Regions from separate parts of the Homo sapiens genome. Here region 1 is linked to region 2. The links are chromatin contacts, found by Hi-C or POLR2A ChIA-PET in ENCODE. All regions are on one chromosome and are shown on one strand. The core of a region is the stretch at or near the end of the contact, and the rest is flanking DNA. Distances in the headings are between cores, read along the strand shown.

Region 1 (4,830 bases), core at 400-2,899, 160 kb before region 2:
CTGGGTTCAAGCCATCCTCCTGCCTCAGCCTCCTGGGCAGCTAGGACTACAGGCATGTGCCACCATGCCTAGCTGATCTTTTAATTTTTTTGCAGAGACAGTGTCTATATTACCTGGGCTGGTCAAGAACTCCTGGCCTCAAGCCATCCTTCTGCCTTGGCCTCCCAAAGCACTGGGATTACAGGCATCAGCCACCACACCCGGCCTGAATTTTTATTTGTATTTAAATTTACATAGCCACATGTGGTGAATGGCTATCACACTGGACAGCACAGCCGTAGAGCTTCCTGTGGCTCTGAGTCAGCTGAGGTGGCTAATCATTTACACAAAATTAATCACCACAAAGAAGATCCCTCATTACTTTGAGGCCCTCTGAAAACTGCAGCTGTGGAAGCTAGCCCAAGTCTGTGCCCACAGAGCCTGCCTGAATACCTGGTTCACATCCTCCACCGTGGTGAGGAGAGGTGGTGAGGGCAGCGTGCTGGTGTCTTGCTCTCCACTGCTGTGTTTCCTGCAAGAACCAAGAGCTCAGGGCAGTGATTGCTTGGCTTCCTGCCCAGCCCACCTGTAGGGTACACACTAGTGCTAGGCTCCAGCATCTCCAGGCCCTGGTTCTAGGAGGGGAGGAGGCCTGCCTGGGTCAATGGCATAAAGGCGGCTAAGGGGAGCCAGCAGTGAATGACGGCGCTCCTGCACTGCCAGTGCAGGTGGAGGAGCTGGGGGTGGAGGTGGCAGGCAAAGACAGGCACTGGTTTACTCAGCTGCTGAGTCCACCTTCTTTGGCTTTATTATTATTATTATTATTATTTTATTTTTTTTTTTTTTTTTGAGACTGAGTCTCACTGTTTCCCAGGCTGGAGTGCAGTGGCATGATCTCAGCTCATTGCAAACTCTGCATCCCAGGTTCAAGCAATTCTTGTGCCTCAGCGTCCCGAGTAGCTGGGATTACAGGTGCGTGCCACCATGCCCAGCTAATTTTTGTATTTTTAGTAGAGATGGGGTTTCACCATGTTGGCCAGGCTGATCTCGAACTCCTGACCTCAGGTGATCTGCCCGCCTAAGCCTCCCAAAGTACTGGGATTGCAGGTGTGAGCCACCGAGTCCGGCCGGCTTTTTGTTAATTTATTTAAGAGATACTGTTTCCGGCCGGGTGCGGTGGCTCACGCCTTTAATCCCAACACTTTGGGAGGCCGAGGTAGGTGGATCACGAGGTCAGGAGATCAAGACCATCCTGGCTAACATGGTGAAACCCTGTCTCTACTAAAAATACAAAAAATTAGCCGGGCATGGTGGTGGGCGCCTGTAGTCCCAGCTACTTGGGAGGCTGAGGCAGGAGAATGGCGTGAACCCGGAAGGCGGAGCTTGCAGTGAGCTAAGACCGCGCCACTGCACTCCAGCCTGGGCAACAGAGCGAGACTCCGTCTCAAAAAAACAAAAAAAGAGAGAGATACTGTTTCCAAGCACTAAGGATATGTGACTTAAAGCCCATTCGTTTTACTAATCACATGAAAGTCTGTTACAAGGTTGAATGAAAAAGGCAGGATGTGGCCAGATCAGAGCCAGCACTCCTGCATGCAGACAACAGTCTCTGCAGAGATGGTGCCAGATGTGACTTCTTAGAAGTCGAATCAGTCATATGTCTGAAAGAAAAGTCTCAAACTCCACCCCCGGTTCAAACTTGCTCCTCCTGCAGGCTTAGCACCTCAGTTCATGGCGCCCTTCACAGAAACTCAGGCAGAAAACTTGCGTGTCATCCTTGACTCTTCCTACCTCACCCACACCCCACTGCCGATTCCCCACCAGTTGCTGCCGCACTTTGTTCAGCTCTCTGCTCATCAGAAGCCTCATTGACTAAGTGCTGGAAATAGAACATCCACCTGTTCTCTGCATTTACTACCCTCATACCCTGCTTTATTTTCCTTCAGAGCACCTAGCCTAACCTGACATGATTTTTTGTTTGATTTTTGAGACAGGGTCTAACTCTGTTGCCCAGGCTAGAGTGCAGTGGCACAAACACAGCTCACTGTAGCCTCAACTTCCCAGGCTCAAGTGATCCTCCCACCTCAGCCTCCCGAGTAGCTGGGACTACAAGTGTGGACAGAAAGCATCTGAATGTGTGCTCGTGATTGGTCAATGCCACCCCCCACCCCACTACTATTCTGTGCAAGTACCATTCTGTCTTCACCTACCCGCTCCCCACTGCCTATCTGACAGAGCCTGGCCTGTCCAGCAGGGACCAAGTAACCCGGCCTCCCACTCTGCTCTACAGCATGGCTTCGAGTGCCTGGGAGCCCTGCGTGCCCTCTACTCCTGCCCATGGTCCTTAGTCTGCCACCCTGACCTTGCTTTCTCATATCCACAGCAGTTTCTCTACTTATTTCTAACCAAGCTCTCCTCTCAGTTCAGAGCCCATTTTAATTTTTGTGACTACTTTTGAAAGCTAATTACTACTTTTCCCAACTTTGAAACGCCATTCAGAGGTCATTTTATCCATCTTTAATAAAGAGATGGAGGGTAATTGAGGGCCAGCCCCTTGTCTAGGGTTGCAGAGCCTGTTGGTGAGTCCAGATTAGAACTCGCAACCAAAGGCCTGCTCTTCCCACAGAAATGGGTGCCTCCTGCAAGGCACAGACCAGCACCGGCCACCCCGTCTCCCAAATTGATCTGCACAAGATGAGGCCGGCTCTTCCTTGTGGAAACCGCCTCCTGCAGGTGCTCTTCAGAGGCTTCAGCCAGGCATTGCTGGAAGAGCCCCTCCTCTCACACAGGGAGACTGGAGGTGACTGGGCTCCTGGCTTTCCCAGGGAGTGAGCCATGGGTTGCATTCACATGCCCTTCTCTCCCCACCTTGGTTTAGAAATCCCTTCATACCTTCTCTGCTTGACAGCAGCAACGAGGTCAGGCCCTGAAAACATGGAGAACAAGCTGTCCCCGTTGGCTGAGGATGTCTCATCACTCGAGCTGGCAGAGTCTCCCTGAGCACCCGACCAGCCACCGTGCAGGCCATCCCTGAAAGCCAGAGAGAGAAGCTGGGCCAGGGCCTCCTGCAGCCCCACCACCCGCCACCCCACCCTGAAAGGGCAGTCCTTACCCTGCATTCATCCCATAACCAAATAGTGGTCTCTTGTCTCTCCCTTCTTAAAACGTGAGGTTTTCCTCCTTTGCCTTATTTCAAAAGTAATACATATTCATCAATTCCCTTTATTCCTCTAAGAAGCCTATGGTTTGTATATGAAATTTGTTTTAGAAAAAGCAAGGGAGGGAGAGCATGGGGAAGAATAGCTAATGGATGCTGGGCTTAATACCTAGGTGACGGGATGATCTGTGCAGCAAACCACCATGGCACACATTAACCTTTGCAACAAACCTGCACATCCTGCACATGTACCCCTGAACTTAAAAGTTGAAAGAAAAAAAATTTTTAAGTAAAAAAAAAAATTTAAAAATAAGAAAAAACAAAAAGTTGAGCTGGTCTTTAGTCATCCAGATTTATTAACCATGTAGCAATATGGGATATAAAAAAATCCCCAGTTGTCTTTACAATAAAAATTTGCAATTCTCTCAATATACTAGAATCTCAATTGTACACTTTTGCTTTTCATAGGCTATAATGACAGCGTTCCATAAATCACGTGGGCTTCGCAGCCACACTCAGTTCAGTATAAAGGCCGTGTGAAACATGCCTTCACCTCACAAGCACCATCATGTAAGAGCCTTGTCTAGGGCTGAAGAGTCTGTTTTGAAAATCATGAATGTATACCAATGGCACGTTCACAGGGATACATCACACTACTTGGCATCTAACAGTCAGCCACATGACTCTGACCCCTAAAGATTTCATCCCATGTCACTCTCTCACATGGGGGCTTGGAATTGAACTGCCTGAAAAGAATGCACACAGGCAAGGAGCCTCTCTTCTCACAGGCCCCTCGGGGGACACCTGGGTCTCAAGCTCAGATTCCCTGAAGTACCCAGCACTCACCCTTCTGTGAAGAACTCGGGGAAGGGCCAGGTCCGATGCGCGTCATCCATAGGCGGCCAGTTGCCCCGGGGGTTGCCTGGCCGGCGACCGTGCTGGGCCTGCCGCTTCTGCTGCATCGCCTGGCTCACTCCTGCCACATAGCGTGCAAACTCTGGGTCTGAGCCCACTGCATTGGGACAAAGGAATAAACCGGGTTTGGGGACAAACTGGCCTCTTGGTCCTTCCCTACGCTTTGCTAACGTGCTGGTCACACATGCAATGAAAGGCAGTGAGGAGCTGCCAGGCTTGTGCCCCACAGCGTGGGCTGTAGGCTGTGCCCAGCACCCTGCTGTGGGGAGATGGGACTTGCCGCACCTAGGGCTGAGGCATGGTGTGTGCCAGGGCTGTCATGAAGGGCTATGCCTAGGATAGAGGCAGGCTAAGTGTGAAAGAAACAAAAAGAGAGAAAAATGGTTTGATTTCCCTACGACTAGATTTTAAAGACAAATACTAATTACTTAAAAAATTTCCAGCATCAGCCAGGCACAGTGGCTCACTCCTGTAATCCTAGCATTTTGGGAGCCTGAGGTGGGCAGATCGCTTGAGCCCAGAAGTTCGAGACTAGCCTGGCCAACACGGCAAAACCTCATCTCTACAAAAATTAGCTGGGTGTGGGCCAGGCGCGGTGGCTCACGCCTGTAATCCCAGCACTTTGGGAGGCTGAGGTGGGTGGATCACGAGGTCAAGAGTTCAAGACCAGTCTGACCAAGATGGTGAAACCCTGTCACCACTACTAAAAATACAAAAATTAGCTGGGTTCGGTGGCAGGCGCCTGTAATCCCAGCTACTCGGGAAGCTGAGGCAGGACA
Region 2 (4,364 bases), core at 350-2,849:
CTGTACTCCAACGACTCTGTCAAAAAAAAAAAAAAAGAAAAAGAAAAACAAAACAAAAACCAACACTGCATATTATAACATATGCAGAACAATGTGATTTTGCTTTTTTTTCCCCATTAAGCCTAATAATCTTACCTAAGAGTAGCTGTTATTGCCTTGGTTTGCAATATAAACCATATCTCAATAGCATGGTAGCACGGATCCTAGATTCTGAAGCAGGCTGCCTGGATCTGTTCAAATTGTGGCTCCATCTGAACTTCCTCACTTGTTAAAAGTGAGAATAATTATAGTACCAACCTCAGAGGGTATCTTATATGCACAGCACTTCTACAGAGTAGCCTTCAATGTTAGCTATGGTAATTGTTGTTGAAATTAGAAAATATTTCATAATAAATTCCTCAGCTGTTTCTTACCTTAGTTCTAATTTATGATACAAAGAGAAAAACCTAGATGAGAACATTATCCAGTAATTTCAGGTATCCCAGTAACTTGGAAATGATAAGCTACATGAACATTCAACTAGAGAGAAAAAAGCCAAGGCTAACCCTGTGCGGAGTTTACCTGTACTCCAAGACAAATTTACCATCAGTTACCTGAACAATAGCTGGGTCTTGAGGCAAAGAACACTGTGGTTTTGGTGGCTCACAAACAGTAAGGTCTTTAATGTCACTCCCACGGAATATAATGTATTCAAAGACTTCATCTCGAGGTGGTATTGGACGATCTGTCGGTCTGTCTTCTGTACCAAAGGATCGAACTGGCAAGAAAACAAAGGATATGAGATGTGTGACTACTCATCACATTCAGGTAGTACCCCAGATTCTAAATGTTGTATTTCAAGTACTAAGCAGTAGTTCTGAAATGTCTGAGAAAGTATTCATTAATCTATAGCTAAAAAAGTTTTTTTAAAGAGGAAAATAGAGTGGCTTTTGCCCGAAGTTAAATATATGCAATATAAAAGACTATCTGTATTATGAGGTTGTGTTCCTCTTATATTTTTATTTATTTGTATCTTTAGTGGTTGTAGTGGGGTGTTAAAATGTCCTTTCATTATTTATTTATTGATGAGACTGGGTCTCTGTCCCCTAGGCTGGAGTGCAGTGGTGTGGTCATGGCTTCCTGCAGCCTCAGCTTCCCGGGCTCAGGCGATCCTTCTATCTCAACCTCCCACGTAGCTGGGACCACAGGCATGTGCCACTAAGCCCAGCTAACTTTTTTTATTTTTTAGTAGAGATGAGGTCTTGCTATTTTGCACAGGCTGGTCTTGAACTCCTGGCCTCAAGTGATCTTCCTGCTTTAGCCTCTCAATGTGCTGGGATGAAAGGCCTAAGCCACTGTGCCTGGCTCACGGTTAACTTATTTTTAATGTCCTCATTCGACAAAATAAAAATTAGCAACCCATGTCTTTCTTGGGGAAGGAGTGGGAGACAAAGATTCCTCCAGTCTACAAAATCTCAAAGTTTGGGTATTGACCTTTGGGACACAGAGAGCAATGAAGGTATTAATAACATTTACCTTGCTGAGCAGTAAGTCCTCTAGAAGCCAAGTCAAGCAGCTGCCAGCTACTCAGCCCCATGGGACAGCTTGAAATACCCTAGTTACCTAAAATATCTACCATATAATTAAATCTGATTATTTTAACAATGAAGACAGCATTACTCAAAGTTAAACTGGGGACCACCTGCAACACAGTAAACTGGCTACGAATAAAGATTTCTACCGAATCTTTTTGCTGGGGACAGGGTCCAAAAATCTGCATTTTAAGCCAATTTCTGGCTAGGCACAGTGGCTCATGCCTGTAATCCCAGCACTATGGGAGGCCAAGGTGGGAGGACTGCTTGAGCCCAGGAGTTTGAGACCAGCCCTAGCAACACAGTGATGTTCTGTCTCTACAAAAAAATAAACATTTTTAAAAATTAGCCAGGTGTGGTAGTGCATGCCTGTAGTCCCAGCTATAAGGAGGCTGAGGTATGAGGATCGCTTGAGCCTGGGAGATTGAGGCTGTACTGAAGCGTGGCTGCACTGCAGCCTGGGTGACACAGCAAGACCCTATTTCAAAATAAGTAAATAAAATAACCAAATCCCCAAGTTTCTTATAAATACATAAGTTTCAGGTTCATTGTCCTGGGAGATTTCTGAAAATGTCTGCATCCATACAGAAGTTCCAAATAGAGAATATGAAACATCATATTTCATTTAAAGAGTACCCTAAAGGAAGTAAACCCCTTAACATTTCTATTTTTTTTCTTTTTTTTTGAGATGGAGTTTCATTCTGTTGCCCCAGCTGGAGTGCAGTGACGCAATCTTGGCTCACTGTAACCTCTGCCTCTTGGGTTCAAGCGACTCTCCTGCCTCAGCCTCCTGAGCAGCTGGGATTACAGGCGTGTGCCACCATGCGCAGCTAATTTTTGTATTTTTTTTTAGCGGAGATGGGGTTTCACTATGTTGGCCAGACTGGTCTAGAACTCCTGACCTCAAGTGATCCATCCGCTTCGGCTTCCCAAAGTGCTGGCATCACAGGCGTGAGCTACCGCGCCTGGCCCCCTTAGTATTTTTAATGCATACGCTTTTTTTTTTTTTTTTTTTTTTTTTTTTTTTTTTTGCAGAACTGATGCAGCGCCTCATGCCTGCAATCCCAGCACTTTGGGAGGCCAAGGTGGGCAGATCACTTGAGGTCAGGAGTTTGACACCGGCCTCAACAAAATGGTGAAACCCCATCTCTACTAAAAATACAAAAAATCATTAGCTGGGCATGTTGGCATGCACCTGTAGTCCTAGCTGCTCAGGTGGCTGAGGCGGGAGGATTGGCTGAACTCAAGAGGCAGAAGTTGCAGTGAGCCAAGATGGCGCTCCTGCACTCCAGCCTGGGTGACAGAATGACAATCTGACTCCAAAAAAAAAAAAAAAAAAAAAAACAACAAAAAGAATGTTATTTCAGTGTAAATAATGTCCTACACTCTTATTCTAAAAGTTCTTTCTAGTACTTATGAGACTTCCAGGAAAGACAGTGGCACAGGTAGTTTGGCAGAAGATCCTTCCCTAAAACTAAAGGAAAGAAACAAAAAGGAAGTTAAAATATCCCTAAAATCATGACAAGTTCTCAAACTCATACCACGAAATTTTATTAAATAGTATCATTCAGGTACAGAATGAGTTAGTTGAAACTGAAAGACCAACCCCAGAATCCATACGTAAGTATCCTCTGCCCTCTCCTGCCCCCCAGAGAAATTTTGACTAGCATCTTCAACTTGCTAAGATGGGGACAGGGACTGCGGAATGCCCTACCTGAAGCTCCCTTTCTCTGATGGCCAAACAGTACTTTAGCAGGCAGGAGGATTTTATATTTTTACCTTTATCCAAAAGGAAGGATAAGGAGGAGAAAGGACTAATTACAAATAAATCAATCTCACCCCTAACCTCAGTACCATCAAAACAAATAAAGTCTCATGCTTCCAAAGTAGCAGATGAGATCATCCTGAAGCAGAGAGGGAAAAAGTCAAAGGCCCTTCTTCTACAAAATTAGAGAAGCTCTATTAAGCTTCCTAAGGCCTAACAGAGCTTAGCCAGGTGAATTCAGAGTCAAGTAAAAAGAGAATCTGCATTTCACGTTTTGGCAAGCAGCAGGTACTGAAAGGACCTACTAAAGAAAAAAAGAGTAGAAAAATCAGGGAATCAAGAAAAATTTTACAGGAAAGATGGAAAGAAGGGAAGAAAAGAGGGAAAGGAGGGAGGCAATGATGGAAGGAAAGAAAAAGGTGTATCAAAATAAAGAAAAAAGGCAGTAAAGAAGAAGAGAAGAATCAAAGAGGACACGGTCTTCATTTACTTATTTTGTTTTTTTTTCCATTACCAGCAGTTTGCCCTGATAGGACACAGTCTTCAAAAGGTAGATGAAATACATTCAGTATTAGTATTTATCACAGAAAATAGAAGAAATTTTCTGAAACAACTGCTTCGACATTCACAAGAAAAACAGATAGCATAGACTTTTATGATCAAAACAACATTGAAAGGGTAGCATGCAGAATTAAGGAAAGAAAATTACACAAGATAAATAAAACAGCATAACTAATAAATGCAACAACAGTCAATGCAGCAAAACCAAATCACTAGAAGAGAATAATTTTGAGAAAAGGTAAACAAGATGTCATGAAAAAGTACTACAGCATTAAAAAGGTTAGAGAGAAGATGATAGTTATGAAGATCCAACAGTTAACTGCTGCCCCTGAGATAGACAAAAGAATAAGAAAAATATAATTAAAGATATAACAGAATAGAAATGTCTTAACATGAAGGCCTAAATTTCATCAAAAGCTTTCACTGTATTTCCAGAAAAAAACAAAACAAACAAACAAAAAACAGAC

The links. A loop is a pair of places that touch in the nucleus more often than their neighbours do. ChIA-PET counts read pairs that join two places held with the same protein, here RNA polymerase II (POLR2A). Pooled maps may share reads with other maps.
Region 1: a map of aorta shows a loop between it and region 2 (3-fold over the local background). The contact joins two enhancer-like sites. A Hi-C loop is called at or near these places in 1 of 168 maps with a recorded cell type or tissue (aorta) and 2 of 50 pooled maps. POLR2A ChIA-PET finds 5 or more read pairs at or near these places in 8 of 52 experiments (B cell, CD4-positive, alpha-beta T cell, GM12878 and 4 more).

The regions. Positions count from the first base shown.
Region 1 is chr19:34,347,195-34,352,024 of GRCh38, reverse strand. It overlaps GARRE1 (granule associated Rac and RHOG effector 1), which reads right to left. Exons shown (of 14, transcript NM_014686.5): 11 at 3,983-4,148; 12 at 2,872-3,009; 13 at 433-511. Among named protein-coding and RNA genes, the nearest start is that of GPI, 16 kb to the left of the region's middle. Within about 2 kb of position 1,649, at least 4 of the 41 ENCODE cell types and tissues checked have a DNase peak (open chromatin) inside an H3K27ac peak, as active enhancers do.
Region 2 is chr19:34,190,871-34,195,234 of GRCh38, reverse strand. It overlaps LSM14A (LSM14A mRNA processing body assembly factor), which reads right to left. Exons shown (of 10, transcript NM_015578.4): 2 at 594-757. Among named protein-coding and RNA genes, the nearest start is that of LSM14A, 21 kb to the right of the region's middle. Within about 2 kb of position 1,599, at least 2 of the 41 ENCODE cell types and tissues checked have a DNase peak (open chromatin) inside an H3K27ac peak, as active enhancers do.